Regions from separate parts of the Mus musculus genome. Here region 2 is linked to region 1. A link is a loop called in an ENCODE intact Hi-C map of the cell type or tissue named here. Cell type or tissue: heart. All regions are shown on one strand. Each heading gives the region's core, and the rest is flanking DNA. Links, peaks and the distances in the headings are about the cores only.

What was found. A loop is a pair of places that touch in the nucleus more often than their neighbours do. Peaks named below come from ENCODE experiments on the same cell type or tissue, not always from the same donor. Only the 100,000 strongest peaks of a DNase experiment are listed, where the experiment ranks them.
Region 2: a loop joins it to region 1, with 11 times the contacts of the local background. A loop is called at or near these places in 4 of 42 quality-filtered maps.

Annotation. Positions count from the first base shown.
Region 1 is chr7:43,326,725-43,343,461 of GRCm38, forward strand. No RefSeq gene overlaps it. Among named protein-coding and RNA genes, the nearest start is that of Siglecf, 16 kb to the right of the region's middle. In heart, for the core only: a CTCF peak has its summit at 6,682 (motif pointing left); no DNase peak of the experiment used is centred there.
Region 2 is chr7:43,243,462-43,260,198 of GRCm38, forward strand. It overlaps Gm35588 (predicted gene, 35588), which reads left to right and starts at 10,293. Exons shown (of 5, transcript NM_001378676.1): 1 at 10,293-10,406; 2 at 13,983-14,096. The coding sequence starts at 14,064. In heart, for the core only: a CTCF peak has its summit at 7,482 (motif pointing right); no DNase peak of the experiment used is centred there.

The DNA of each region.
Region 1 (16,737 bases), core at 4,696-9,695:
ACGGACACTCCTAAACCTTCCCCTGCTACCCGAGGCCCAAACAGGGAAGTGGCCAGAGCCCACCCACTGGAATTCTCATATAGCTCCGTGGCTCTCTCTTGTAGCTCTCCCAGCTACTACTGCATCGGTGAGATTCTGCTCTGTTCCTCTCTGCGTCCAAGTCTGAGCAACTCTAAGTGCCCTGCCCCATGCCCAGCCATCGGCTGTTGACGTCTTTATTGATCGATCAAAAACTAATTGGGGAGAAGGGCCTTCAGCGTTTGGACTTGCGGATTCCTGATTGAACCAAAACGTTAGAACCAATCCCCAACACACTTCCACCCTGTCCATCTGATGTGTCCCCTCTGCATCAGAATGCTGGAATTAACACCATTAACATCAGTAACCTCTAACCAGAGGAACATAGGACTGTCAGGTTTACAAACTGCCTCCTAGCCAGTAATCTGCACCAGGCTTCTGAAATCATTACCACCTTGACAACAAGTAAGTGCTTCACAGAAAATATAATTTACCCCAAGTCAACCCCAACAGAAAAGATTAAAGTAACATGCCCCAATATGGAAATAGCCTTATTCAAGTCAACTGTCAATCAATGATCTTACTCTTGTAAGGGGGCAGAAAGCACAGCACTGAATCACCGTATATAATTCTAAACAACTATCCGCGAGGAGCATACCTAAGAGTCATAATTTATCTTTGTTATTTATTTTATCTTTTTATTTTCTAGACTGGAGGCGTAACACACACCTATAATTCCAGTACTCAAAGTCAGAAGTAAGTAGATTATCACAAATTCAAGGCCAGCTTGGTGTCCACAGGGTGACCATATCTAAAGAAAACAATAAAAAGTGTTTTGAGGCTGAAGAGATGGCTCAGTAGTTAAGAGCACACTCTCTGATCTTGCCAAAGACCCAAGTTCAGCTCCCAGCATCCACACACTAGAAGAGTCACTTCTGACTTCTGTGGACACTAGGCATACATACATGCAGTCAAACCAACCACTCATACACATAAAATGAAAATTAAAAAAAAAAGTTTAATGTGTGGTAACATGTGCCTTTAATTCTAGCACTTGGGAGTCAGAGACAGACAGATCTCTGTGAATTTGAGATCAGCTTAGTCTACATAATATGCTCCAAGATATGCTGGGCTACGTAACAGATACATCCTGTTTCTAAAAATAAAATAAATTCTTGCAAAACACATAAATAAACTCAAAATCAGAATATCAAGCACTAATCAAGAAAATGTTCCACCGAGTTACATACAGGAGGGAGGCATTTTTTCCCGTTGGCATTCCCCTTCCTAGATGACCGTAGCTTGTGTCAAGCTGACAAAAATAACCAACACACAGAGATTGCAATGTACAGATTTCCAGAGAACCCTAAATAACCCCCAATTTGGGGTTTAAATAACTTGCTCCAATATGGATGTGGTACTGATGCAGGGGAAACTTGAAGGAACATAACTGATGTTATAAAGGATTTGCTAATAAACTCGTTTAGGAAATGTTGCAGGATTTTCCCTATCCAATTACGTTAGGGCAGTGGGAGGCCTGTGATTGGACAGGGAAAAGGGAGGAGGAGCTAAGAGTTGCAGAGACAGGCAGCATCTGGGGTAGCCGTGAATCAGCGTGGCTATGACCAGCCACAGGTTGTTATGATATCATAAAGGTTAGAATATTGGGATAATTTTTCTAATCTAAGTGGGCAGCTTTTATCATTGTCAATTGGTTCTGAAATTATTGTATTGGCATCTAGTGTATTGAGAGTTTATTGATATATAAATCTGATTGGTTAACTATAAGCATTGAGTTTACTGGGTTACTGGGTATTGTGTTATCAAACTTCGAGCATGGCAGATCTATTTGGTTATTGGAATGTGGGACAGAACTGGTGGGACCCCGTGGAGACATAATGTTGTGGCCCGCTGGCACCAGTCCTAGAGTGGTAACGTGGCCCGGCGGGGCCAGAGAGTTGGCGGGTTCAGAGAAGCAGGAGTGCAGAGAGTTGGTGGGTTCATTTTTTAATATTTCCTGCAACAAGAAAATTAATTACACAAAATAGAAATTAGCTAAAGAAGTGCTGCCTTCCATTATGCCTGGAAGGTAAATAGTTCACTAACCAGGTGTGTTAGAAACCATAAGAAAAAAATTATACCATAATTGAAGTTTAGGGTTGCTGAGAAAAATGTTTCTGCTGATGTTTATTCACCAAGACTGACTGCCCACCCCAAGTCCAAGAACATACCTCCTAAGGGCCACTCAAGGGGCAGCACAGGGTGACAACCATCATTAAGTCCCAGTCTACCATTGAGTCCCTGTGCTCTTATTCCCCTGCCCCCTCCCCTCAAAACCATAGTTCTACCAGGTGGGCAGGCTGACCCTTGGTAACAACTATTTGAAAACAACAACTACACTGGTTTAGTTAAAAAATAATCCTGTTGATATCTTTGCTATGGAAATCTCCCATCTGTCAAGTGGTCAGACTTGCAGTTTCTTGTCCCTATAAAATTATTCCAACTGTAACCTAGGGCCTGGACCCATATGTAGATGGCATGTATGGAATGTAGAAGCCTGTATAAGCATGTGTAATGTATATGGCTGTATAAGCATATGTGGAATGCAGAAGACTAAAGGCTAGATAAGCTGGCAAATATTTCTGTTCAAGGTTGGTTCTCTTTGTGCTTTAGTTAAAACCAGTCAAACACTATTAGTAAATAGCTTTTCCCTTTATTAATCTCTAATCGTGTGAAGTCATTTCTCACTGGGAAGGCATTTTAATTCTGGCTGACTGCCAGTTATTGATCATTATACCATGTCCACTGGCTTACTCATGTAAGATTTTTGCAAAGTGATCTTAGGAATTAAAATTTTCTCTTAAGAGATGGGTGTGTGTGGTGCCACTGGTCTTTAATCTCAACACTTTGGATGCAGAAGCAAGCAGATCTCTGTGAGTTCAAGTCCAGCCTAGTCTACATAGTGAATTCCAAGATAGATAGGGCTACATAATGAGACCCTGTGTTAAAAAAAATCAAAAGGAAGCAATCAAACAAAACCCCCAAAATTCTTCTTTAAAACTACCTTTTGCAGCTCTAGGTCCCTACAGGAAATACCATTCCTGGCATGGAAATTATCCATCCCAAAAGTACTGGATCCAGCACTCAACTCCAAGACTCTGCTGACTACAGAACTCGCATCTAAATTAACATACACATATCTCCTGAGTTCCTCCCATTTATTAAGTAAAATTTTAACCCTTGTTACGGCAAATGGGCAGACAGATCGAGAACGGTCCTCTCTCTCCTCCATTTGAAATCAAAATGTAAAGAACTGATTTTTCCATTTTTCATATATTTTGTCAATTTTCCTCTTCTTGCCAGCCACAATTTGGAGTCAAATCCTGCACATGGCCTCGTAGCAGGTCCTCCACTCACACTGCCTGTCCAGAAAGCAAAGCAGTCACTCTCACAAACACCCCCTGGTCTCTGTGGGTCTCCAACAGACTGACTATCGCTGTCCTTGGCAGCCCTGCTTTCCTGGCAAAATAGGTCCCATGGTAAGGATAAGGCAGGCTTAGTCTTAGTAAAAGAAACAAAGCTTTTTTTTCTTACAAACATGGGTTTAATTCATTTAGCATTAAAAGGGTAAGAAGCCTTTTCTTTCTCTATGTAATAAAGATTGGAGCTCAGTTTTCATCCAGAATGAGTGAGGTCTTTCTGCACTGGTGCTTGGTGTTTTGCTCCATATGCATAGGTGAGTATGGATTTGCGTGAAAGTATGTAATTGTGAGAATGTAGTATGCATATGTGTATAAGTATGTAATTTTGTGTGAATGCATGCAAGCTGGGCCCAACTGAGTTTGAATGGAAATATGTAAATGAATAAATGAGCATACATGAATCTGTATATGAACTTATGTGAGATTATGCTTATTCGCTTATGTAAAAGTTTTTTCTTCTGCGAATGTTATTCTCTTCTTCTGGTTCAATAGAAGTTTATTGCTTCAAACTTCCCCCTAGCCTGACAAGCAAGAGGAATCTGGACAACAGGGAAAAGGCTCTAGCAATGAATCCTTTACTTAATCTCCTGCTGTTTTAGGATGAGGTGCTATGTGCCCGAGACTGCAGTCTCTGGCCTCAGAGGAACACAGAAAGCAGGTCAGCTACAATAGCATAGTAACTTAGACTTAGAAAAGTAAAGTTTTTATTATATAGCAACTCTAATTTTCTCATCAGACAAAGTCTTACCTGCCCATGCTCTTTTCCCTCCGCTGCCTCAAGAAGAACCAACAAGAAAGAAGAAACCCCCCGCTGGGGCTAGCAAGTCCCAACACAGATTAGGAATAATTTATGTTGTATCATCTTCCTTAATTTTTGCTCAAATCATTTCATCCTGAAATAAAATCACAATCACCTAACATGCTACTACAAACTGGGACATGTGTGCTTATTATTACAAATTTGTTTTTTGCAAGTAATTTTTCTCATGCCAATTTGCATACTGGAACAAGAAGTACATAGACAGATGTTGCCCAATGGGAGTTGTGTCATATGCAATTAGATCACTTATAAAAGGATCTCTCCAAGGAACTCAAGGAGTATACTTTATTTGGAACTGTGCTAATGGACTGAGAATTTATTTCCCAGCAGAGCCCTTCATGTGATAATGGCACCATAACTTCACTCTAAAAACTGTCTCTGGTATGAGTCATTGTGTATCTACTAAAATGTGAAGTTGTAAAATGCTTTTCCTTATTTAGAAGGCATGTGAGATCTTTCCCCGCATGGATTCTATGATACATCCTCAGTGAGGCCATATAACAATATCTCATTTATGGCATTCATAAGGATTCTGTCCAGTGTGGGTTTGCTGATGGGATGTCAACTCTGACTTCTGGAGGAAGACATTTTCAGATTTTTAACAGACAAGAGGTCTTTCTCTAATGTGAGTTATCTGTGCCCACTGAAGTCTGACTTACCATCAAAGACCTTCCAAAAGTCAGTGCACACATAATTTACCTCTTGTGTAAATTTCCTTGTGCTTTTGGAGTTGGACTTTGAGATAAAACTTTCCCAAAGTCACCACGTTTGTAAAGCTTGTCCCCTCTTTGAATTCTTTAGTGCATGTTGAATGCTGACTCCACGTTGAAGCTCTCCCATATTTATGGCAGACATGATGCTTTTCTTGTATAAACTGAGGTGTGCCTTTTGGGTGATGTCTTTCCCACAGTTTATATATTCATAAGGCTTCTCACTGGTGTGAATTAGTGATGCAATAGCCTGTGATGTTTTTTGGAAGTTTCTTAGACAACCCTAACCACAACTCAAAAGAGGGCCTATCATGCCTAGTATTGGGGTTTGTTGGACAGTCTTTTGCTCTTGGAGGTGGTATTTTCAGCCTAGATGAAAACATTTCATTTAAACCACACACACACACACACACACACACACACACACACACACACACACACCTATACAAAGACATGTATCATAGAGTTTTTTAGGTAGATAGTTTATACTATGACTCCTTATGACTTTTTCACACATCCTGACCATTATTTTATGCTCCTTCAGTATTTACCTCCCTCCCTGTCCCTAACTGGAGGGCCTGCTTTTCCCATTTCCCCAGTCAGATCATTTGTACCCTGCTGTTTTCTTTATGAAAAGTGTGGAGGACCGGCTGGCTTTGAGTCACATTTGCACGTTTGCTGAAGAGATCAAAACAAAGAAGCAACACAAGAGAAGTAGGTTTTACACAGAATGAGTTTCATGCTGTTTCTTTCTTTCTTTTTTTTAAATGTGTATAGTATCCATTCTGAAAATTACACTTGTAAATATTCCAAGGCTTTTTGAATCAAAACCACTACAGCAGGGGCTGGTGAGGTTGTTCAGTAGTAAAGGCACTTGGCACCCATCCTGATGCCCTAGGCTGACCCAAAAAGGTTTTTCTCTGACCTCCACATGCAAGTAGCATCATGTGTGTGCAGAGAATAGGCATATGATAAATATATGTCATTTTTTAAAAAAGATTTATTTATTATTATATCTAAGTACACTGTAGCTGTCTTCAGATGCACCAGAAGAAGGCATCAGATCTCATTACGGATGGTTGTGAGCCACCATGTGGTTGCTGGGATTTGAACTCATGACCTTCAAAAGAGCAGCCGGTGCTCTTAACCACTGAGCCATCTCTCCAGCCCTAGATGTCATTTTTTTTTTTTTTTTTGGTTTTTTTTTTCGAGATAGGGTTTCTCTGTATTGCCCTGGCTGTCCTGGAACTCACTTTGTAGACCAGGCTGGCCTCAAACTCGGAACTCAAGAGATCCACCTGCCTCTGCCTCCCGAGTGCTGGGATTAAAGGCGTGCGCCACCACGCCCGGCTTCCTAGATGTCATTTTTAAATCCATTAAAAATTAATATAAAATTATATTAAGTATGTGATGTAAAACAAATTAATAAAAAAATTAAACCCTCACATTTCTTGTAAAAAGAATTAGAAAGATTGGGAGTTAAAAAATGAGAGTTTATTTCAGAAAGTAAAAAGAAACAGAAAATACAGCCTGGAGAGATGGCTCAGCCATCATGAGCATTGGCTGCTTTTCCATGCGTCCCAAGTTCGGTTTCCAGACTACATTGGGCATTTGTAATTGCCTTCCATGCAGCCCAAGGGGTCTGGCGCCCTCCTCTGTTCTCCACAGGCACTTCACCTGCACACTTCTAGGATTTACCTGCAATACACTTACCTAGAACGAATTCATTCGGGATGTTCTTACACAAAATGGAGAGTAGCTGTGAATGGAAGAGAGAGGCAAGGGATTCAGGACTAAAGGATACCTAAAAGAAGAATAGTTTCTGTCTCGAAAAACGAAGAAGAAGAAGAAGGAGGAGGAGGAGGAGGAGGAGGAGGAGGAGGAGGAGGAGGAGGAGGGGGAGGGGGAGGGGGAGGGGAAGGAGGGGGAGGAGGGGGAGGAGAAAGAAGAGGAGGAGGAGGAAGAGGAGGAGGAGGAAGAAGAAGAGGAGGAGGAGAGACCAAAATGTCCAGATTATATAGGGTGGAGCCTCTGAGATATGAGCAGCCCAGCCTGGGGCTGGAAAGTTCAGGATTGAGGGCAGGGTGTGCCAAGTAGGGACTGAGGGATGCTGGGAGAACCTGGAGGCCAGATCTGTTTTGATGTGTAAATTATGCACCCCAGTCCCTAGAGGAGGGGGAGGAGGGGGAGGGAGAGGGAGAGGAGGGGGGAGGGGGAGGAGGGGGAAGGGGGAGGGGGAAGAGGAGGAGAAAAAGAATCTCAAGTGACAGTAAGTGGTCCACCAAAACAACTCTGAGTGTCCAGTGCCAAGGGAACAGCTGGGCTCTTAATTTAGTGAAGTACCAGGACAGTGTTTCTCTAGGGCCTGGAATTGACAACCTGACTTTGCAGTCCAACTGCCAAGTGTTAAGCCTGAGCAGGCTGCCTGCTGATCATGTGAACTCCAGCCAGTTATGTCACTCTGTATCTCACGCTCCTCTGCTTGATTTATTTACTCTATTTTAAAATAATTTTGTTTAATTTATCAATTATTTATTTCACGTGTATATGTGTTTCTTTTGTATGTGCGTGCATCACCTGTGTGTCTGGTACCCACTGAGGTCAGAAGAGAGCATCAGATCCCCTGTAACTGGAATTAAAGGTGTTTGTTAGCTAGTATGTAGGTGCTGGGAATTGATACTCTAGTTCTTTGCAAGAGCAACCACTGCTTGTAACTACTGAACCATTTCTTCAACCATTTATTTGTTTGTTTATTTGTTTTGCTTGCATGTTCATTTGTGCCCCAAGTGCTTGTGTCTGGTGTCCACTGAGGCCAGAAAGGGCTTTTAGATCATATGAATGCAACCCAGCATGAATTATCCACTTGGGTGCTGAGAACCGAATCCCAGTCTTTTGGAAGAACGATTCGTGTTCCCAGTGAGCCATTTCTTCACAGACTTCCCTATGAAGGAGATATCTGAGATAGAACACAGTCTGTCTGTGAGAGCTATCACTTTGTGTGGGGCACCAATGATTGCTGCTGTTAGGAATAAATATGCACAGGTAAGGCCAGTAGCAGAATGCTTGCCTCATACGTTCAAGGTCCCAGTGCCCCCCATGTGTCTCCCCCCCAAAAGGATATTCATACATAGGCTACAATTATAGGCCAAAGACAATTGTGCAGGAGAAGAGGAGAGTTTACAGATAGGTTGCTGCTGATGTATCTGGCCAGAATTGGACCTGACCCTTAGATGGGTAGTACAGAAACCACATAATTGTGTACTGGAAATGCTTGTGTGTAGAAGAGGGACAGATCTAAACAAAAGGAACCAAGAAGCAGAAGCGTGTCATTTATAAATTATAGGGTTGGTGTCATGACTCCTGCCTGCAATGTCTGCATTCCAGGTGCTGAGGCAGGAAGATCAAGAGGTGAGTATATACCCATAACAATATCAGTTGTAATGAATAATCTAAAGTAAGCTCACTCCTATCTGTCTCATCTAGGAGGGGCACAAAAGCACATTCCAAGAACAAGTCCATGTTTTTGAAGAAACCGCGTTCACAAGACTCTTGTCTTGTTTTCTTGGAGCTTTCTCCTAAGTACCCAGAATTCCCCTCACACGGTTTCATTTCTGAACTGTGTCCTGACACCTCGCATCCACATGGTAACTTACTGTCTATAATTCCAGTTCCAGTGAATCTGATGCCTTGTTTTGACTTTTACAGGCAGCAGGCAAACAAGTGGTGCATATATGTAGTACATACATACAAACATACAGGTGATGCACTTGTACATAAAATGAATACATCTTTAAAGGAATACCTGGGATTTTATTCTTTTGGTTTTGGTTTTGTTTGTTTGGTTTGGCTTTTGACGTGAGACAAATGAGCTGAGTGAGTTCCACGGTGTGCCCTTATAGTCAAGAAGGGGAAGAAAAGAGAATTAGCCTGAAGGCTGTTCCATTCTAAAGGAAACACCATCCCCACTATCTCACATTGAGTTAACAATGCAGAAAACAGCAGGAAGGTAGAGGCAGAAAGGTCAGCCCAGACTCAGACTCAACTAAATGAAGAGAGCAGCCTGAGCTATATAAACATCTCCCTTGTAGCGCAACCCTAGTAGAATCATTGTATCTAGGGTAAACATTAAGAATGGAATAGTTGTTTTCATTATACCTATATAACCTTCATCACAACAATTGTTTTCTGTTATCTATAGAGTCGTTTTGCTGAAGGGGCTTTTCAGCCTTCGCATGAGTTTGGTCATAAGACAGTCCTGGCGTACCTGGAATGTCTTACATTATTGGGTACAGCCAACAGTGCACACCAAGGACTAAATTTTCAGGGATGTGATGTTCTCCCTCATGAAACATATAGAGTAGATTAGGGGCTTTGGTATAAGAAACTTGTTTTACCCAAAAAAACCTTTTGTGTAACCTTCAATAAATAGTCTTCAGCATGACTGGTGAGGTTCAGCTCGTTGAGGCTGGACTTCCTGCTGCCTGAGAGCCTGATTGCATTCTAGAGTGACCCTCTTTCTTTGGTTGTGTAACATAACACCAACAGATCCTGGCTTGAAACAAAGCAACCTCCCCTGCCCACCCCTGTCAAAATACAGCAATAATTCTTCTGTTTCTTGTTACTTCTCATTCCTAATCCAGGTTTCTAGACACTTCCCCCACCCCCCACCCCCATTCCTGGCATACCGTGTGGCCCTTTTCTTCTTAACAAATCAGTTAAATTCACTGACTCAGTCAACTTAGTCAAGAAGCCTACACACTCACACCAGGCCCTCTACTCACACTCACTCACACCAGGCCTTCCACTCACTGAGCACTTCCTGCCTGACTATAGGGAGCTGTCACAATGCACCTGAATGGGGTCGTTTTCACCAAGGAGTTTTAGTAACTTCCAATGAGTCAACCAAAGGATTTTGTGGCTATAAGTCACCTCTTCTGTTATCCCCCCCACGCCACCCCAGATTGCTGATGTTTTGGCTAGAGACATTTTTATGTCTAAGCCAGTCATTGGACTGTTCTCATGTTGAAGAATCAGCAGATCAAGTTACCTGTCCTGTTTGGTCTTCTTGATTTTTTTTTTTTTCCTGTCTGTAGCTAAGACCTTTAGGGAGTCTTCCCCTATCATGTCTGATTCATATCACTCTGGAAGGGGCCCTTTCTCCTTTCCTGTCAACACAAATATTGAGTCTCTCTCCCAAAATAGCATGTCCTTGGTCCAGTAACTGGAAATCGCTAAAGGTATAGATTGAATTCATTTAATAGCTTGTCCCCTCTCCCAGAGGAATTAAAAAAAAAAAAAAAGATTGACTGACTGATTGATTGATTATATGTAAGCTATCTTTAGACACACCAGAAGAGAGTGTCAGATCTCATTACGGATGGTTGTGAGCCACCACGTGGTTGCTGGGATTCGAACTCAGGACCTTTGGAAGAGCAGTCAGTGCTCTTAACCACGGAGCCATCTCTCCAGCCCCCAGAGGGATTTTAATATAACTACCAAACTCATAGCCACACACATTTTGATAATTAAAATGGCTCAAAGTAATTAAGACAATCTAAATAAATATTAGAATATGCTGAGATAATGTTTGTCTTGTTCTTACACGATTAACTTTTGATAGTGAGATCAAGGCCTAAGTTTCTGTCTGAGAGAGGTTTAGGTTACCTACCCCCTGCTTATGACCACAATTTAAGATCAAAAGTCTCTAAAAGTATTTATTTATCTATGTATTGATTTTAAATAAATTCTCTTCTACATACTGTATAAACCTATTTCTAGGCTTTAGACTTGTCATACCAGGCAAAGCTATCTCAGAAATCTCGTGTAGACTATGTTAAAAGATCTCAAGTATTTGCCCTGGCAAGATCTTTTCAAATCTTCTCTAAAGAATGTTTTCAAACTATTCTCTCTATCCTCATGTCTTTGTTTTCCACATTTGAGATCAAAGGCCTGGATTTCTTTATTCCATGTTTATTTAAGAACATTTAAACAACTACCATTATACTCCCTTCTATCCTTAAAAACAATTAAATCAAATTTTATTCATCTCTATACTTTATTATCCTTGCTTGTAGGAAGCAAGTAGTGTCTACCATTTGATTCTCTCTGCCTCTGTGCAGCCAGCCTGTCTCTTTGCACAGCAGGGGCTCCCAGCATCTCTGAGCTCAAGCTCTTTCTATCATTCTGAACCATGGGAAGAAATTCCCAAGTGGCTTGGGAAAAAGCTATAACCTGCTAAGGAGCAAATTCTTCCCCAAATCTTAATCTAACACCATAGTGTGTGTATTCCATCTGAGAATCTCTAAATAAATTTTAGTAGTGAGTTCTTGCCCTATATTGGGCACTATCTTATCTGCAGTGGTGAATTAGTTAAACTGCTCTATGCTCCTGGCAAGTCACACTTCCAGTCACCTGCCAGAGCTTTCTGGATTCTCGAATGAAAGACACACACACACATACGCCAGTTAATTTTTATATGTCTGGGCTAGCTCAATGGCTGGGCACTTCTAATCCTCCCTGCAACTAGCGTATATTTATTTCCCTCTGGTACTCCTGGTTTAACACCTTCTAATTTTATCTTTTATCTTTGCTGCCCTATTACCTTCTGGGCACCTCCCCCCTAGGGTTGCTTTTCCCTTCTATCTATATTTTGAATGATTTTTCTTCTGTAGTTCCTAAACCCAATCCTTCTACCTCTGAGTCATGGTGAACCTGCCTCCGTATCTCTTTTTTATCTGGCCCAAGCCTGGGAATCCAAAAAGTCCCATCTCTGTCTGTCCTGACCAACCATTGGCTACTGACATCTTTATTTACCAATCAGATTTAACTGGGGGCAGGGATGGACCAAGTCAAGAGGGAATAAGGGCCAAAATGTAGGTACAAGAAGGAAAGCGGCCCCCAAAGGGGCTGCCCAGGAGGTAACAAGACAACAAAGATAAAACATAAAATTAAGCTGGGCGTGGTGGCGCACGCCTTTAATCCCAGCACTTGGGAGGTAGAGGCAGGCGGATTTCTGAGTTCGAGGCCAGCCTGGTCTACAGAGTGAGTTCCAGGACAGCCAGAGTTATACAGAGAAACCCTGTCTCAAAAAAAAAAAAAAAAAAAAAAACCAAAACATAAAATTAAAAGATATTTATTAAGCCAGTTACTGGAGGGAAATATATGATAGCTGTGGGGTGGATTAGAGGTTCCTAACCATTGAGCAAGCCAAGACATATCAAAATTAACACACACACACACACACACACACACACACACACACACACACACCTTTCATTAGTGAATCCAGAGGGCTCTGGTGGATGGCTGGAAGCATGACCTGCCAGGAACATAGAGAACATAGAGTGGTTTAACTACTTCACTGCTATACCACTCCCTGGGCCAAGCATATTCAAACCACCACAGAAACCCCAAGGGCATTTCCACATCTCCTGGGGCCCATAGAATAATAACTGTACATTGGAAATGCAGAAGGGTGATGCATGCTCCTTTTTAGTTTGTGGGGATGGAAAAGGAACCAGCCACAAGAATTGATTACTATAGAAGCCAGATCTCTATGTATACAACAGGTGATTGAGAGAATGGCCAGGCAACTGAGAAGTGACAGACTGACAAGATGACAAAGAGGCGACAACATAATCAGGTGGTAGGGTGCTTTCAAGATGACCAAGTGCCTGAAGTGTGAGAAGCTGACTGAGGATGTTTAAGAATGAGCAGCTCCCAGGCCGATAACCCATATAGAGAGGTTCATGCTAAATTTAATAGTGCACACTTCCAGTTGGAAGATCTTAAGGGACCTTATATTTGGGCACCTCCTACACTGCCCAAGAATGGCTATACTGACTAACGGTGAGATCTCTGTATATCCTGATGCCAGGGTGTTTGTTCCTACCCAGGTTCCTCACAGACTATTGTCAGAGCTAAGGTCAGATGCACTGGGATGGCCAGTCAGGATCTGACTACCAGACACACAAACTAGAAGGAGGGCACACCACAAACCTGGCTTCCCAGAAGTCACTTTCCTAATTTTCTCATCACCTACACACAGCCGGGCCTTTATTCTGCAGTCAGTCAGTAGCTGTAAGGGACTAATTCATAGCAATCATTCAGGCAGATAGAGCGAGTGCCATGCAGAATTGATTCACAGCCACCATGTAACAGGCCCCCCCAGACCCTAGCACAACTGACTCCACGATGAAAGCCCCATTCAGGCCATAAAATTCAGCATGTGGACAGCACCACCAACCAAAATTAAAACAAAGACCTAGTCCATCAAAGTTCTGGGAAGTCTCTAAATGTGCTAACCTTGCTTTTTAGCTTCTGTAGTTCCACTTACAGCTGTTGTTACTGAAGTGTAGCAATCCAGGAGACTGTGTTTGTGTTTAGAAGCTCATCCTAAGAAAGGCTGGGGCTACACTGGGGAGCTTGAACACTCAGTGCAGCTGCTGATAAGCTACTAAGGAGTTTCTATCAACTTAAATCCATGTCCAAGCAGTCTTTTCTGGTGGTACCTCAAAACAAACAGAGCCACTAGGAGAGGAAAATGCAAGTCCTTTCTATGTCTGTGCCCTGTGTGTTCCAGCCAATTAGTAATGATGATCAGGGTCCTAGACCATTTGACTGTATTTTGCTTTGGGGTGGTGGTATGAATGAGATGTCTCCCATAGCCTCGGGCTTTTTTGACTATTTGATCTATAGTTGCTGGTGCTGTTTCAGTCCTTTATGGGGTGTGCCTTTTTGGAGAAAGTTTGTCCATGGGGGTGGGCTTTGAGAGTTTAAGAATTTGCCCCTCACTCTCTCTGCTTTGTGTTTGTGGTTCTAGATGTGAGCTCCCAGCCTCGTCCCGTGCCACCATGATCTCACGAACTGGACTCTGGAACCACAAGCCAAAATAAACTCTTCCCTTTATAAGCTGCCTTGCTAATGATGTTCTATCATACCCATAGAAAAGTCATTAATATAGGGGGACATTCTTTACTAGAGTCATAAACATATTCCTATTTGCTCCTTCAACTGAACATCCAACCCAAGAATGGCCTTCAACCCCTCCTGGTGAATCCAGCTCTCTCAGATTTGCCTCCATCACACACTTTCTGAACTATTACTCACTGCCTAAAGTCTTTTACATCTTCCACTGGGTATTTTTTGGTTTTGCTCATCTTCTCACATCCTGTTTTAGGAACTGGTGTGGACGTTATTTTACATGACTCTTTCCTCTGTGGTCTCTGGCTCAGAACCTGCTCTCTGACCAGGCATGGCCTTAAATCTCACTTGCACTCAACCGTCTCATTCTCTGGTCAGACGCACATTCCATCAGCTGGGCTCCCACAGCCATGACTTTCTTCTGGTTCAGCGCACATCATTCCAAGCTGTGACCTTGTCTCCTTGTACCCTGTAAAAATCATTATTATTCTGCATATGTTAATTGATGCTAGAAATTAATAGGGTGGTAGTTATTATACATTATCCAGCTAGTTCTCCAAATAATCACACCAAGACCTTTTAATATTTCAGAGCTTAGGCCTTGGATGGACAGATTCTCAACTAGGTCATCTAAACTAACCAGGACCACCTAGCCCCTAGACCACATGGCTAGCTATACCTTCCAGGTCCATAGTTACGTCCATCTCCTCTGATGTCTCTTGGTGAAAGCACCTTTCCCTTTCTTCTTCCAGGAGTTCCTTTCTCCCTCCCAGAAAGTCCAGCCTTCCACTTCTTGCCCAGCTAATTGGCCATCAGATTTATTATAGACAGGTGCCACATTTATGTAGACACAATATATTGTCTTTACAGTATCCCACGCCTTATGTGTTCCTGCAGAGCATGTCACACCTTAGCACATCCCATAAGGAAATCAGGCCCATGGGCAAGAAATGTCCTGTCATGGGAGGAGGAGATCAAACGTGGCAAGACGATAGAACCATCCTGCATGGTTAGGCCTGGTGCACGGGGTGACACAGGCTTCTTCTGGTGGCCCATCCTTTGCTTTTCCTTTCCCCTCCTGTCCTCTCTGCAGCCCCACCTCACAGTCTCACCACTCACACTGTGGATTTTGCCCTTTACAGCCAGCCCTCCATGAATGGTTTCCTTATAGGATGACCCCAAGTCAGCTTGCTCAGGCTCAGGTGACAAAGACCATCACACTAAGTAATTTAAACCATGGATTTGCTTTTCTAAGCTTTGAGGCTGGAAGTTCTCTTCTTGGGACACACTCATATTGGATTAGGGCAATGCTAATGTCCTTGCTATAACGGAATATCTTCTATATATCATCTCTCCAGACACAGTCACATTCTGAGGTGCTAGAAGGCTAGGACTTTCAGCACATGAACTTGAAGATGCATTGATGCATCCCACAATGCTCTAGGAGGTTATGGATTTGATTTTGCCCTTTCTCCAAGGAGGGCAGTGTGCTTTAGGGGACCTAGTCTATACCAGTAGCCTCTGTGTCCTGACCTCCTTACTGTGAGACCACAAACAAGGAAGCCATTGGCACATGTGGGCCATAAGGACATGTTTGATGTGGGTAAGACTCAGAATGACCTCTGAGAATGGGCAGACTAGCCCATGTGCCCTCTGGGGTATGTTGAGGACACAACATGACAGTGTCTACAGAAAGTGTTGTCCTTTATCATCTCATTGGAATCTCCTCAGACTGAGGGTTTGGACTGTAGTCAATGCTGTTTGAAAAATGAGAAAAGGGACTTGGAGGGGACATTGGCCAAGACAATCTGCCACCTGAACCCCAACTTTCTGCAACTCAATTCCTCTTCTGTTGCTTCCAATTCTTCTGTTGCTCCATATGCCAGTCTCTTGGCACCTGCTTCAAGTGGTCCACATCAGGGCCACCTAGAGAAAAGCCATAAGTAGGTTAGGAAGACCCCACGGGGGGCCACATCCTCATGAAGCCACCAAAGTTCTTGTCTATCCATCTAACTAAATTATTGGGGATTCTCATAAGCCCCTATATGAATTTTCCCACATCTCATTCCTTCTTTTGAAAAAAGATTTATTTCTTTATTTTACGTATATGAGTACACCATTGCTCTCTTCAGACACACCTGAAGAGGGCATCAGACCCCATTGCAGATGGCTGTGAGCCACCATGTGGTTGCTGGGAATTGAACTCAGGACCTCCTCTGAAAGAGCAGTCAGTGCTTTTAACCACTGAGCCATCTCCCCAGCCCCTGCATCTCATTCCTTAAAGAGTCTCTTCGTATCTAAACTGCCCACAGAGTACATGTTGCATTCATTCACATTCTCCCTTGTTTATTAATTCATTCATACCCACATCCCGTCATCCTAGGGGAACCTTTTTTGCTCCCCCCACCTCCCGCCACGGTTTCTTTGTAAGCTTCTCCTGAGTCCTGCCCCTGAGCAGGCTGACCATCAGAATATCTCTATAAGCTGTGGGTGGCTACACAGGACATTAGTGACAGTGGAGTGGGAGGAAGCCACAGATAGGATTCAGGGGTTGAAGTTAGGTTCTCCTCTCTTAGTATGACCCCTATGGAACACTCCCCCGCCCCACTCCCACACCATGGAACATTTGCTCTCCAAGAGCCTTAACAGATCAGGTGACACGTGGGTGGGAAGTTCCTCTTCTGTGGTCACTCAGTTCTGTGATCTCATTCCTGGGGATTCTTGTGATACCAAAACCTGGCACTATCAGTCACAACAACCTGCCTCTAAGTGCTCAACTCGCCTT
Region 2 (16,737 bases), core at 6,261-11,260, 82 kb before region 1:
ATGTGCTTTATGTGGCAAAGGTAAACAGTTTTGTTATTTCTAAGTTTATTTATTTTCTAAATAAATGTTTGTAGCAACCTTTTCTGACAGGTATGCCTCAAATCTGGCAAAGCTTTTATTAAACATGATAAATGTATGTAGCAATCTTCGTTGAGAGTTATACCCCAAATATGGCAAAGCTATCATTACGTATCATACACATAATAAACAGACATAAACTTGAAGTTTTAACTTTGAAAAAAATAACCTTCCCAGGATATGTAGCTATAAAACAGGACATAAACTTGATATTTCGCATGAACATCCCAAATAGAAGTTACAAGATATGGGGATAGAACTTTGTTGCCAAGATTAAGTTCTCCCATCATATACAACATTAGAAATGAAAGGCCATTCACAAAATATGTGGGAAGAAGAAGAAGGAGGGGGAGGGGGAGGAGAGAGAGAAAGAGAAAGAGAGAGAGAGAAGAAGGAGGAGGAGGAGGAGGAGGAGGAGGAGGAGGAGGAGGAGGAGGAGAAGGAGAAGGAGAAGGAGAAGGAGAAGGAGAAGAAGAAGAAGAAGAAGAAGAAGAAGAAGAAGAAGAAGAAGAAGAAGAAGAAAAGGAAGAAGGAAGAAGGAAGAAAGAAGAAAGAGAGAGGAGAGGCCCTTGGTCCTCTGAAGGCTCAATGCACCAATGTAAGGCCAGGGAAAGGAAGTAGATGGGTGGGTGGTGGAACATTGAAGCAGGGGTTGGGAGATGAGAAAGGTAGTTTCCTGGGGGAGGGGCAGGGTGAAAACCAACCCAGGAAACGGGAAAATATTTGAAATGTAAATAAATATCCAGTGAAAATTATAAGAAAAAAAGAATAATAAAATTATAAACTTTGAAAGAGAGAGAGAGAGGTCTGGCCTTTTGTTTTGTTTTTATTTGACAATGGGTTTAAACCAAAGTACCTGACTCTCTTTTACTTTGTACTGAAAAGACTAAGAGTGATAGTCAATTACTTATGAATGAGCCCTGTGTAAGTTCTGGAAATTTGCAGCAGTACCTACGACCAGTAAATAAGGATCTTTTCATCTTTGTTTTAGAGAACTCATGGTGTTATTAGCTAGCATATACTGAGTGTTTCTAAAGTCTTCACAGTGTTAAAAAAAAATATCCTGAATCCTAAATTACTTCAGGTGTGAACATAGCTGCCATGTGTAAAGTGCTTTCAAACAATTTGTAAGTCCTCAATTTGGATCCAGAAAACCTCCATAGCAGGCATGTTAGTGAACACACCTATTCCTAGTTCATCTATGGTGAAATACAGATTTGATAGGTGAGACTGCATGCACACTCAAGGGCATCTAGACTATAAGGCATAATAAGGCACAAAAAGAACAGGGTTTTAAACATTGCATGGAATGTAAGAATGTATGAAATCTTGTCCTTTGTCCTCAAGCACAAATCTTCTTGTTTGTTTGTTTGTTGTTTTGTTTTTTGTTTTTCAAGACGGAGTTTCTCTGTGTAGCCCTCGCTGTCCTGGAAGTAAAACTGTAGACCAGGCTGACCTAGAACTGAGAAATCTATGTGCTTCTGCCTGCATCCTGAGTGCTGGGATTAAAGGCGTGCACCACCAAAAACCAGCCTCAAACACAAATCTTGATACAGACATGTCAACCCTTACAGAAAGAAGGACCATGCCCCAGTTTCTTTCTACCACTGTGATAAAGAGCATAGCTAAAAGTAACACGTAGAGGGAAAAGGTGTATGTGGCTTGTACATTGAGCCCACAGTATATCATTTAGGGAAGAAAGGCTGAAATTAAAGCAGAACAGAAATGATGCAGCCAGGAATTGAAATAGAATCCATTGAAGAATTTGATTTACTGGATGGCTACCTAGACTCATGTTCAGTCATCTTTCTAATACTTCTCAGCAGCACCTGCCCATATGTGAGAGCTCACAGTGTCCACAGCGATCATTCTGCAGGAAGTTGCACTACATGCTTTCCTGCAGTACCGACTGTTGTATGCATTTCAGAACCGTGGTTTCTCCTTTTCAAAAAATGATCAGTTTTATCATTTCACACACACACACACACACACACACACACACAATTGATATTTTGTCTACTCAACAAATATGCCATTACCAAATGGTAAGTTTTGCTTTTTTACATTATTCTCAAGATTTTATGTTCTATCATAACACAATAAACATAGCACAGTTCACCCTTTTATTTTTTATTTTTTTGGTTTTTTGGTTTTTTTCGAGACAGGGTCTCTCTGTGTAGCCCTGGCTGTCCTTGAACTCACTTTGTAGACCAGGCTGGCCTCAAACTCAGAAATCCACCTGCCTCTGCCTCCCAAGTGCTGGAATGAAAGGCGTGTACCACCACAGCCTGGTGCACAGTTGACCTTTTAAAATTCCTTAATTATTTCAAAAATTCCAACATTTTAAAGACTTGGTGTTTTGTTTTTGTTTTTTTTTTTGTTTGTTTGTTTGTTTTTTTTTAAATATCCACTCTCTTTAACTGTGAGCTCCTGAAAATTCAAAATGAAGCTAAATACTTTTTCTTGCAAGAAGGAAGAACCAGCCGGGCATGGTGGTGCATGGCTTTATTCCCAGCACTTGAAAGCCAGAATCAGGCAGATTTCTGAGTTCCAGGCCAGCCTGGTCTACAGAGTGAGTTCTAGGACAGCTAGGGCTATACAGAGAAACCCTGACTCGAAAATTTACCTTCATTACTTAACAGAGGCCAGCTTGCTTGCTCTCTCCTAAGCATTAAGGGGCTGCACTCACTAAATGCCAATTAATGGGACAATCAAACGGGAACCTGGAGTAAATTTCTAGATCCACATGTGAAATAAAAACTGGGCTTACCCCAGTGTAGGAGAATGCCAGTGCTGAAAGGCAGAAGTGGGTAGATGGCTGGAGGAGCACCCTCATAGAGGCAGGGGTAGGGGAGTAGGGATGGGGATTTCTGGAGGGGAGACCATGTAAATAAAGAAAATATTCAATTTAAAAAAGAAAACGGACTGGGTTTATGATCTGCAAGTGATGAGATGTCCAAAGAATCTTTTAAAATAACAAGAGAGAACTACCTAGAGAAACTTCCTGAGCAGAAAATAGAGCTATCTGGAGAAATCCAGAGAAAGCAGAACAGAGAGAGAGCAAGCTGCAAAGCTGTCTGAAACAGTACAAAGGCCACCAATGTGGATTCTCTTTGACTTCAAGTAGTTTATTTAGCCACTCACAGACAACCTTTTCTCAGAATATTAGTTAGGGTTTTACTGCTGTGAACAGTCACCATGATCAAGGCAAGTCTTAAAAAAAAAACAACATTCAATTGGGTCTGGCTTACAGATTCAGAGGTTCAGTCCATTACCATCAAGGTGGGAACATGGCAACATCCAGGCAGGCATGGTGCAGGAGGAGCTGAGAGCTCTATGTCTTCATCCAAAGGCTGCTAGTGAAAGACTGACTTCGAGGCAACTACGGTGAGGATCTTATGCCTACACCCACAGTGACACACCTAATCCAAACCATGTCACACCAATTCTAATAAGGCCACACCTCCAAAAGGTGCCACTCAGTGGTCCAAGAATATACAAACCATCACACTCAGCAACTGTCTCCAGTCTGAGGCTGGTCTTTGGCAAGCTGTCTTGTGTTGGAACCCAAATCTTCTTTGTCAAATGGGGATTATGCAGCTCCACTTCTCTGGTTTTGTCATCAACAGCACACACAAAAATTGGCACATAGTCTCAGACCAAATTATCCCTTTAGCCATCCCAATATCCTGGGATCACTAAAGTGTTAGAGCTCCATTGGATTTGAACACTTCTTTAAGTGTTTCCCAGTCATTTAAGATTCCTCTGTTGAGAACTCTGTGTTTAGCTTTGCACCCCATTTGTAATTGGATTATTTGTGTTGTCGGTGTCTAACTTCTTGAATTTTTGGTAAATTTTGGATATTAGCTCTCTGTCAGATGTAGGGTTGGTAAAGACCCTTTCTCAGGCTGTAGAGCGCCATTTTGTTACATTGACAGTTTCCTTTCCTTCCTGAAGCTTTGCAGTTCCACGAGGCCTCATTCATTGATTGTTGATCTTAGAGCCTGAACCATTGGTATTCTGTTCAGGAAACTGTCTCCTGTACCAATGAGTTCAAGGGTATTTACCACTTTACATTCTATGAAATTTAATGTATATCCATTTTTGTGTTGAGGTCCTTGATCCACCTGGATTTGAGTTTTGTGCATAGTTATAAAAATGGATCTATTTTCATTCTTCTATATGTAGATATCCAGTGATACCAGCACCATTCTTTGATGATACTTTATTTTTTCCACTATATAGTTTTGGTTTCTTTGTCAAAATCCAGTGTCCGTGAGTGTGTGGGTTTATTTCTGGGGTTTCTATTTGATTCCCTTGATCAAAGTGTGTGCTTCTGTACAAATACAATGCAGTTGGTTTATTTTTTTTATAATCACTATTGCTATGTAGTACTGCTTGAGGTCAGGCATGGTGTTCTCAGGTTTTGAGGGCTCCCATGCTCCACCTTGTTGGCTGCAGAAGACAATTTTCTTTTCTTTTTTTTCTTTAAAATTTTTTAAAAAGATTTATTTATTATTATAAATAGGTACACTGTAGCTGTCTTCATACACACCAGAAGAGGGTGTCAGATCTCATTACAGGTTGTTATGAGCCACCATGTGGATGCTGGGATCTGAACTCATTAGGTTTGGTAGAGCAGTGAATGCTCTTAACCACTGAGGACTCTCACCAGCCCATATATAACTTTCTTTTTTTTTTTAAGTTTTTTTTTAGGTTTATTTATTATTATAATTAAGTACAATGTAGCTATCTTCAGACAGAACCAGAAGAGGGTGTCAGATCCCATTACAAATGGTTGTCAGCCACCATATGGTTGCTGGGATTTGAACTCAGAACCTTCGGTAGAACAGTCAGTGCTCTTACCCGCTGAGCACAACTTCTACCCAGATTAACAGCAAATTACTTCCTCCTATAGAAGAGACTCTTGGTATGAATGATGCTCCTAAGCCACAGGATTAAATATATAGTGCTATCTATTACAGAGTCAATATGAATTATACATTATAGTGTACTTAATGGATCAAGGTAATATGGAGTTCTCAATGAAACCCAAATAAAGGAAATTATACTTGTTAAGGACCTGCTGACATTTTATCTTTCTTTTCCTGTTAAAACTATTTTCTTTAATTCTATATTGTTCCATATAGTGTTTTTCTTTCCTCCTGTTAGAAGTTAAAAGTCAATCTTATTTGATTTGTTCTTTCTCAATAATCTTCTGATTTACACATCATAGTTTGTTTCCATTGTTTCATTGTGTGTTCTGTGAACTGGTTGATAGTAAACTAAATTATACAATGCAACAATTTCTGATTTTTTAATCATTCACTATGTACCTCAGCCTTGAGTTTGAGTGTAAACAGCCTCCACAGCTTGTAATCAGGAATGCTTCTCTCTTCTCCTTTAGAGGCGACTGCAAGATTGGCCTGGTTATAAAATAAAATTTGATATTACACTTCAATGTTGCTCCTGGTTTTACATACCAGAACAATATTTATTTAAAAATGCAATTCCATTTGAGGTGGGTTGTACTAACAGAAGTGTCTAGGTATAGGGGACCTTCAGGATAGCATTTGAAATGTAAATGAAGAAAATATCTAATAAAAAATAAATTAAACAGCATAGAGACATCTGAGTGAAAAAGAAAAAAAAAAGAAGTATCTATGTAAACCAGCATGGTCTCAAATTCATGGATATTAATTTGCCCCGAAAGTCCTAGAATTACTAGCATGTAATCCCATGCTTATCAGTATTCATTTTTGACAATGGTTATGTAGGCACTGATGGCAAACACATGAAAGGACCTTAAGAGGATTCTCTCTTGCATTTCTTCATTGTTCCTTTTTATCTATGTTGTTTACGTTGGTTCTTCTTTTCCATAGTGTGTGTGTGTGTGTGTGTGTGTGTGTGTGTGTGTGTAGGTACTATGTAGCCCCATTCTGAAACTCACAATGATCTTTCTGCTTATTTGCCCTCAGTGCTGGGGCTGTAGAAATTCTCTACTATACACAGCTTGAGAAATAATTTGCATGATGTAAGTGGTCTCTATTTTTCTGTTTTACTCAGCTCTTAATATTTCTTTTTTTTCTTGGATATTTTCTTTATTTCCCCTCTCCACACCTCCCTTTCAGAATCCCCCTACTGCTTACCCTCTCCCCTTGACTCTGTGAGGGTGCTCCTCCATCCACCTACTCCCATCCTCCCGCCCTGGCATTCCTCTCCACTGGGGTATTGAACACCATAGACCTGAGGGCCTCTGCTACCACTGATGTCCAACAAAGCCATCTCTGCCACATGTGTGGCCAGCACCATGTGTATTCTTTACTTGGTGTTGCAGTCCCCAGGAGCTCTGGTGGTCTGGCCATGGAGCTGCAAACCCCCTCAGATCCTTCAGTCCCTTCTCCATCTCCTCCATCAGGGACCCTTGAGCTCAGTCCAATGACTGCCTAGGAGCTTCCTCTTCTGTATTTGTCAGACTCTGAAAGAGCCTCTCAGGAGACAACCATATCAGGCTTCTATCAGCAAGCACTTCCAGGCATCCAGAATAGCATCTGGTTTTGGTGGCTGTATATGGGATGGATCCCCAGGTGGGGCAGTTTCTGTATGGCCTTTCCTTCAGTCTCTGCTCCACACTTTTGTAAGACTCTGGGAATCCTAAGCGGGGACCCCCCTGGGTGAAACACGTGCAAAAAGCAAGAGAAATTTATTTTTCTAGTGTTCTGCGGTAGGCCCAGACCTGAAGCAGAGGCAGGGACACCTGGCAGTCATTCAGAGTTTTGATGCAGTTTCCAGGGGCACAATAGAGCATCAACAACTAGGCACAATGTGATTGACGGAACAGTGCACCCTTTAAACTGATTGGTCTTTAGGGAATGAGGTGACAAGGAGTTCCCTTGTCTGAGGGTGGGCAACAGTCCATCCTGTGGAATGTGTCTCCACCCACAGGTCATTTCCTACATCTTGGTCTGAACAATGCTAATTAGCCTCTCTCTTCCAGAAATCTCATTACAGATGGTTGTGAGCCTCCATGTGTTTTCTGGGATTTGAACTCAGGACCTTAGGAAGAGCAGTTGGTGCTCTTAACCACTGAGCCATCTCTCCAGTCCTTTATTTTCTTCAATTGAGTGCAGGCCTCTCTATATTTAAGATTCCTGGTTTCCCTGGTGATCTTTGGGTGCAAGGACCTTTGTGTCCCAACATGGTGTTCCTCATTAAAGATTGTAGCCCTTTTGCAAGTGGGAGAAGTAGCTGAAGGGTGCATGTATGGTTGCCTCAATCCCACTTGGGAGGGAAAAGAAAGAAATCAAGGTGGGGGAAGGGGCAGAGGGAGTGGGGACAGGAAGGGGAAGTAGAGAACATGATCAGGTTTTGAGGAAGTGGAAACAGGACTTAAGTACTTTGGGCCACTAGATGGTGCTGGTCTAACTGGTAGTCTGTATGTGGAAAAATGAATATAGATCCATTCTTATCACATTGCACAAAGCTTAAGTCCAAGTGGATCAATGACCTCAATATAAAACCAGATACAATGAATCAAATGGAAGAGAAAGTGAGAATGAGCCTAATATTCGTTGCCACAGCCGGAAATTTCCTAAACAGAATTCCAATGACTCATGCTCTAAGATCTAGAATTGATAAATGGTACCATATGAAACTGGAAAGCTTCTGTAAGGCAAGGATATAGTCAGTAGGACAGAGCAGCAACCTGCAGATTGAGATAAAACTCTTCACCCACATCTACTAGAAGGCTAATATCCAAAATATATAAAGAATTCAAGAAGCTAACCACCAAAAAACTGAACAAGCCAATCAAAATATGGGCTATAGAACTAAACAGAGAATTCACAACTGAGTGAGGTAACTCAGATCCAAAAGGTATGTAATCAGTAATAATTAGATATTAACCAAAATACAGAATACCCAAGACACAACACACAGGACTCAAGAAGGTTAACAAGCATAAGGACCCAAGTGAGTTTGCCTCAAACCCACTAGGGTAGGAGAAGTAAGTGATTATGGGGGAAAGGGGAAGAGGAATGGAATAACCTGGTTGGGAGAGGGCACAGTGAGGGGAAGTAGGGAAAATGAACAGGTATTGGGTTTGGAGAAAAGGACTGAAGCCCTGAGGGCCAGCAGAAAGGATGGAAACAGCTAACCTCTGGAGGTAGGGTCACACTCTAAAATGTACTGGTGACATGGAAGTTGAAAGACTCTCAGGATTCAAAGGGAGGGATCTTGGATGAAGTGCTCTACAGTGGGGAGTGGTTATTTGTAGAGTCCACCTCCAATGGAGGGACATGACATCAAGTGGAGGGATGGGCTTTCCATCCCACAGTCAAAAGCTCTGACCCAGAATTGTTCCTGTCTGATGAAACTGCAGGGACAAAGTAATGAAGAAGAGCATGAGAGAAAGGACATCTAGTGACAGGCCCAAATTGGGATCTAGCTCAAAGGGGTCCAGGGTCCTGACATTGTTAATGGTGCTGTGATGTGCTTGCAGACAGGAACATGGTTGCCCTCTGAGAAGCCCAACAAGCAGCTGAAAGGATCAGATGCAGATACTAGCACCCAGCCAATGGACAGAAGCCCGGAACCCCCATAGTTGAATTTGGGGAAAGTTGGAAAAATCTGAGGAGGAAGGTCGTCCCAGGGAAAGACCAGCAGTCTCAACTGACTTGGACCGGGAGATCTCTCAAGACACTGAGCCACCAAGCAGGCAGCATACAACCAGGCAGCTGTTATGAGGCCCTCGACACATATACAGCAGAGGACTGCATGGTTGGGCCTCAATGAGAGAAGATGCACCTTAAAATGAAAAGCCTTTAGGCCCCAGAGATTGGGGAGGTCTGGTGGGGCTGGGTTGTGGGGTGGGGACATCCTCTTGGAGACAGAGGTGGGGATAGGAGGTATGGTATGAAGAATGGTCACGGGGCAGACAGGGAGGAGGATGAAGTATGGACTGTAAAAAACAATAAAAGTAAATAAATTTTAAAGTTAAACATAAATAATTACTTTGGGAATGACTCCCAGGTTCTCCTTGCTTGTAAATGGAACAAAATCTGTCTTAGCTCTTCAGTCTTGCCTCTTGTGATGGTTATTCTTGGTCGTCAAATACATGGAATTAACTAAAATGGGGACAGTTCAAGTACTGTGAAGGATTTTTCATAATTATATCTTTTTAAGTTGTAACCCCCTTTTTAAATCTGGATATTTTAAAGTGATAAGAGATATCTTTATGTAGGCCACAGCTTCTAGTGGCAGAGTGCATTTATAAAGGTCATTGAAGGTGGTAGTTCTTTCTCTTCTTTCTCCTTGTCTTCATGTCTTACCTCTGACTAGCAAGCTCAGTTTTTTGAAAACTGGGCTACTTCTTCCTAATTGTGGTATAGACTGAAGACCAGCAGTGTCACCCAGCCACATGGTCTGAGCCACTACTATATTCTTCATCTGTCCATTTGCAGACAGCCATTGTTGGACTGGTTGGACCACAGCTTGCAAGCCATTCCAATAAATCCACTTACTACATATACAGAGAGATCCATTCTATCAGTTATCTTCATCTAAATACCATTATTAATATAGCTGTGGAGGTTTTTTCCCCTCCAACTAAGGAAGTTGTGTTGCCTAGCAATAGTGTTGCATAGAGTTTATCCTCTGTTTCTTGCTTTTCTCCCAGGGCTGAGTAAAGTCTCATACATGCCAGGTGAAATGTAGCTGCAATTTACCTGAAATGAAACCATCGAACAAAAATCTTTGTGTTTCTTAAAAATCTCTCTTTAATTGTTAATATTCAGGGCACCCTTTTCCTGTGGGCCACATAGTTTATTTCACTGCAAGTTGAATCCTCAGCCTGCAAGCCATCAGCCTTAATTACAGGAGGGAGAAAGGGAAGTGTTGGAAGCAAGAAGGATAGGGGGTTAGAGGACAGGCACAAGTGCTACTGAAATGTAAATCTCTCCAGATCTGGAAAAGGTCTATCTCTGGAACGGAAGCCTGGTACAGCAACCACTTGCCTTATCCCTTCAGTGAACTCTCACCCTACTTATCTGGAAAAGGATTGGCCCAGAATCATGAGCCAAGAAACACTATGCTGTGTCCCTTCTTCACACTACAACCTTAAGGAGGTGCTTATGTCACTCAAGACATACTGACCAATCAGGGCCTCCATTCTGACCTGCCAGTCAGAAGTGGAGGAGGGTGCTTCCGGGTACCATGTTGGTGGTTCAATGCTGTAGCTGAGGAGGCTTGAGCGGTTTGTGTGTCCTGCTCTGTGTGCTACTGCTGGGTGCCGTGAGGGGAATTCAGGCGAGCTCTGAACCCGTGACATGGTGAGTATATGGCAGCTGCTTCCAATGGGAAGGGGCAGGCGATTGAACAACTGGAGCGAGTATGGTGAGTCCTTCCTGGGGCAGGGTGGGAACCGCAGCTCCACAAGGCAACCTTTGAGGTTGTTTGTGGTTTCCGTCCTCCCTGTGCTTCAAGGTGAACTTTGCCCAGGGGCTGCATCTCGCAAGCCTTTGGAGCATGGGCTTGTGTGTGGAAACCTTGGCAAGATGGCAAACACAGAAATGCCTAGTTTCTACAGTATCTTCTACAATTTTTGCACTTTGTTTTAACGTGTTGATATAAGATATATTTGGAGTTAATATGAGAAAGTCGTAAACGTCACCTCATGTCTTGAGTCCAATATTAAGCTGTGCAGACTGCTCCAACTTTATCCCATCGTGTAATAGTGCCTGCTGACTTCATATACTGTTGGAAGGAGTATAAAAGATGATATTATTCTTAAGAAGCTGACTTGGCATAAGAATAAAATATAGCTGGTGGGAGACCTCCCATCCCAACTTTTGTACTTTGTACCTTCTTTTTTTCATCCTTCCTTCCTTTCTTTTTCTTTTTCTTTTTTCTTTTGGATTTTTTCGAGACAGGGTTTCTCTGTGTAGCCCTGGCTGTCCTGGAACTCACTCTGTAGACCAGGCTGGCCTCGAACTCAGAAATCTGCCTGCCTCTGCCTGCCAAGTGCTGGGACTAAAGGTGTGCGCCACCACTGCCCTACTACTCTCTTATTTTCTTGTCCTTTTCTTCCTTTGGGATCTTCCACTTAGGACTGTGTCACTGTTTCAGGTCTCTGATGGACTTAAGAAGTACTTCTGAGGTGTCTTTGGTGTGTAAATCTCCCCTCTGCCTAAGTGGCTAGGCTTGCAGTCTTCTGTCCCTGTCTAAATTGTTCAAAGTGTAACCTGGAGGCTGAACATAAATGAGACTGAGGATAATGGCAGCTGTGGAATGCGAGGCCTGTTCTAGGCTGGCTCCTCTGAGCAGTAACCAGTGCTTGACACATGCTAGTGTTAAAGAGATACTTCCTTCCTTTTTAAAATCCTTTCATTTATTTACATTCCAAATGTTGCTCCCTTTCCCAGTACCCCTTCTAAAAGTTCTTCACCCTACCCCCTTCTTTTACTCTGAGATGGTGCTCTCTCCTCCACCCCTACTCCCACATCAACCCCCTTCCCTTTATCCCTCTTCCCTGAGGCATTGGGTCTCTCCAGGATTAGGCTCAGCCTTTTCCAATGAGGCAAGACAAGGTTGTCCTCTGCTACATATGTGCCAGGGATCAGTTCATGTGTGCTCAAAGAGATATTTAGTTCTTTATTTCTTTTTTCTTTTTTTTCGAGACAGGGTTTCTCTGTATCGCCCTGGCTATCCTGGAACTCACTATGTAGACCAGGCTGGCCTCGAACTCAGAAATCCGCCTGCCTCTGCCTCCCAAATGCTGGGATTAAAGGCGTGCGCCACCAGCGCCTGGCACAAGATATTTCTTTCTTTCTTTCTTCCTTTCTTCCTTCCTTCCTTCCTTCCTTCCTTTCTTTCTTTCTTCCTTCCTTCCTTTTTTTTTTTTTTTTTTTTTTTTTTGGCTTTTCAAGACCAAAAAAAGGGGGGGGTTTCAAGTTTTTCTCTTCTATCCCTGGCTGTCCTGGAACTCACTTTGTAGAGCAGGCTGGCCTCGAACTCAGAAATCAGCCTGCCTCTGCCTCCCCAGTGCCTGGGATTAAAGGTGTGGGCCCGGCTAAGATATTTCTTAATTAATGTTCTCATTGTGAGTGTAGTGATTTCTCCCTGGGAAAGCATATCAATTCTAGAACAACTGCATCTTCAGCCTTTTAGGTTTCTGAGACATGGGATTGTTTGATTGTGTTTCCCTGGATTTCTTTAAGGGATGTATTCATTGCCACTTTAAGGACCTGTATCATCTTCATATAGTTGGTTTTAAGGACTTTTTCTTGTGCTTTCAGCTATGTTGAAATATTCAGGATCTGTTGGGATAGGATAGTTTGGCTCTGTTGCTCACCTGTTTCCCTGGGTTTTAATGATTATCTGCCTATGCTTGTGTCTAGGCATCTGGGTTTGGGGTGATTATCGGTCTAGGTTTTGATTTCTGGGTTCATCTTGCAAGGGAGTTTTGTTCCTGGGCTTCTGGTTGCCCTTTGTATTTCCAGAGTGTGTTGGCTGGATGATGGCTATTTTATTGGCCTGCTTGCCTGGTGTGTTCAAGTGGGAATGCTTGCTGGTGTTGGAGGCTTGATGAAGATGAGGCCAGGGAGATATGATCTTAGCTATCCATAGGATATCATCTATTCATATATGAAGAGGGTGGTGAAGTTGACCCTGCTGTTCTGGTCCATTGCTTAGGACAACTGTGAAGATTGAGTTTGGGATAACTGATAGCATTGGTAGATCTGTGGGCAGCCTACCTGGTCTTCTGGCAAGCATGACATGTGGTTGAACAGACCTGAGGTAGGATAGGAAGGGTAAGCAGGGATGGTATGTATTATCTCCAGAAGGCATAAACAGGGAGAGGAAGCTTCCCCTGGTATTCTGTTCTAGTGCTAAGGGTAAATGTAAGAATATAGTCACTGGTAAATGATAGTGGGATAAGACTTTGTACAGACTGCCCAGACTTCTGGTAAGTATGGCCCGTGGTTAAGCAGGGGGTGACTGACCATAGTTTGTAGCTAGGACACAGAGATCAGCAGGAAGAGATGTGTATTAGTCAGGATTCTCTAGAGGCACAGAATGTATGGAATGTCTCTCATATATTGAAGGAATTTATTGTGATGACTTACAGTTTTTAGTCCAACTCCCCACCAATGGTCAGCTGTGATAGGGAAGTCCAAGAATCTCATAGTTCCTCAGCACTTTATAGGCCTACTTTTTCAGCTGGTTTTCTGTAGAAGTCGGTTCCAACAAAAGTGCTGGCAAGTAAATGTAAGCAGGTGAAGAAGAGCCAATCTTCCTTCTTCCAATGTCCTCATGTAGGCCTCCAGCAGAAGGTGTGTCCCAGATTAAAGGTGTGTACCACCATGCCTGGATCTGGGGCTTGCTTTGTCCCAGGCTGACCTTGAACTCAGGGATCTCCTTGCCTCAGTCTCTTGGGATTACAGGCATGGGCTGGCTTTTGATGGCTGCTGTGCCGCAAGATCTCCATGTCAAGATCCAGGTCAGAAACTTGTATCTCCCAGCCTCAAGATCAAGATCACAGGTGTGCCTTCCAATTCTGGATTGTAGTTCATTCCAGATACAGTCAAGTTGACAAACAGACACAGCCATTACAGGGTGGAAAGGTGGGATTGTCTGTGGTGTCTGCCTGAGGCATGGACAGTAGGAGAGGAAGCTGCATCACTAGGGCCAACCATGAGTATTGGGTCCCAAGGTAACAGAGACTGGGGAAGATCTGGAGGCATCCTACCTTGTCCCATACCCAACATCTTAATACTGAGACATCAGGTTCCCAGGGATCATGTATTTACTTCTTCATTCATTAGGTTTCTATTATTGATCAAACAATATCTTTGTTTGTTTGTTTGTTTGTTTATGGGATAAAAAATACTATGTGGCCTGGGAAGGTCACTCAGTGAGTGTTCTTCTTGGAGTTGACCTGAATTCAGATAGCAACTCTCAAGTGAGGAGGCTCACAAACACCTGCTATGCCAAATCCACAGGATCCGACAACTTCTCTGGTAAGTCACCTGTACACACATGGAAAGCATTCTCTGTCATTCACACAAATACAAACAGAAAATTGAGGATACACTTGTTTTCAAAAGAGCAAAACAAGCTCTTTAGCTGAATAATTTGTTATCTTTCATTTAGTTTTGAAAAGTGTGCATTTCCTCACTCTGGTGTAGACTTACATCCAATCATCATCAATCATAGGAAACAAAAGGGTTTCTAAGTGATCCTAACAGATACCCTTTTCTTTCTCATCAGAGAATGAGATACTTTTAGCAGTAAAAACTGTTGTCGTCCAGTTTTTGAAACATTAGAATGCTTTAAGGAAATCTCTCCCAATCAGGATACTCCTCTACCCTCAATACAATATCTATAATTGGTAAAGGAAAGAACCAGAGTGCACGGGGTCCATGCTGGCCAGTGATTTCTTTGATTTTGATTATATTTCTGTGGTTTTTCTATTGTTATTATTATTTTTCTAAAAGCACTATTATTTTTATAGACCTATCTTTGTGTCTCCTCTTATCAATGATATTAGGGATATTTCCACCCTCATCTAATTGTGTTATGTTATTTTACTAACTATAATTATATTGTTGTTCCTCTGAAAAAATGATAGACCTTCACCTATTTTGTTTGGTACTTTGAAATTTTGCTATATTATTTTATTAGTTCCTTGAGTTTTTGTTGATTTGGGGACTCTCTGTAGAGAAAGTTTTAGTTTACTCTTCTTGACTTTAAAGACTTTCCTTTCGCAGGTGGATTTCTGAGTTCGAGGCCAGCCTGGTCTACAAAGTGAGTTCCAGGACAGCCAGGGCTATACAGAGAAACCCTGTCTCAAAAAAAACAAAACAAAACAAACAAAAAAAAAACCCAAAAAACAAAAAAGACTTGCCTTTCCTCATTTCTTGGCACATCTATGTTTTCCAGTTATTGCAGATTTCAATATTTCAGTTTTTGCTATTTAAGTCATCTGAGTGATGAGACATCTGCATGGACCGCTGTGTGTAGGGAGTGGAAGTAACCAAAGAGGAAGATTTATGAGAAGTTGAAGGAGTAGGGCCATCTAAGTCCTTTGAACCTGAAGCTGCATGAGTCTGAGACACAGCTACAGGATTGGGTGTTTGTCCTTCTGGGGTTCTGTCTTGCTTTGGTTTAATCTTCTTTATGTACCCATTCCTTTCTATTGGGATGACAATATGTATTCTGTGCCGCTGTATGCTGGAAAGATATAAGTTGTTTTCTGAGTTTATAAGATGTATCAGGGAAGCCTTGAGTGTCAGAAGAGACCTTGGACATTTGAACAGGGTACAAGTTGTTGCAGAATATGGGAATCACTGAGGTTACCCAGCAATTATTTTCATCATGGGATGACCATGAACTTACAGTGACCAGAGTCAGAATGCAGTCAATTGACTGAAAAATCTCCGTCTGGGATGATGTCTGACTGTTTGCAGGGAGGAGCTTATTAAAGCTGTGTAAGAGGAGCTTTTCTAGGTGAAATTCCTCTTTGAGGTTAGGATTTGAGTGTCCATAGACCCAACCTATTTCCTGTTCTTTGTATCTACTGTTGTGTGGTTGAAATTGATCAGTCAGCTTCTTTCTCATGCTGTCGTGCTGTCACCATTATAGACTCTAACCCTAAATTAAATACAATAGTTTAGAAGTAATTCCCACTCAGTCCTACTCAATTTTGCTATCCTAATATTTTTTATAATTTTAATTTTGTTGGTTTTTTTTTTTTTTTTTTTTTGGCTTTTCGAGACAGGGTTTCTCTGTATAGTCCTGGCTGTCCTGGAACTCACTTTGTAGACCAGGCTGGCCTCAAACTCAAAATTCCGCCTGCCTCTGCCTCCTAAGTGCTGGGATTAAAGGTGTGCGCCACCACGCCTGGCTGTTGTTTTTGTTTCTAAAGACAGAGTTTCCTGTGTACCTCTAGATGTCCTAAAAGTTGATGTGTAGACTAGAAAGTCCTAGAATTTAGAGATCCAACTGTATGGCTCCCTTGGGCTAGGATTATATATGGTTAAACATACCTTGCTTTTCCGTTTTTATATTATTGGCCTATGGGCATGGAATGTATGTTTTTGCACACGCCAAGCATATGCTGTTATTCTGCAATTCACCCACAATTATTCTTCTGATTCATTTGATTTTAAGAGTGAGACATTCTTCCTACATGTTGTCTTTGATTTGAAATGTTTGAATAACTATGAATGCATATGCACCTCTGTGTGCTTGATCCTCCCTATAGTCAAAAGACGGCCTCAGAACTCCTGAACTTGGAATAGTGAATAGAATAGTACTGAGCTTCCGTGGTAAGTACTGGCAAGTGAGGCCTATGTCTGAGACCAGCAAGACATATTAAGCAATGAGCCATCTCTCCTGCACTGTGTTGTTTATTTATGAAAAACATTTACTTTGCTAATGTTTCCATTTGTTCATTATAACTTTAAACATCCATTGCCTTTAAGTAACATCTTATTAATGTCACAGTTTAAACTGGGGAATTTCAGGATCCTGGAATATGAATAGAGAATTAAACTAATCTGGAAGTTTAATTCTTTGTAGGAAGTTCAGGAAAAAGAAAAAACCTCAGAGTTTTTTTCTATCTCTCTTGTTTGTTTGATGTTTGATTCTTTTTGTTGT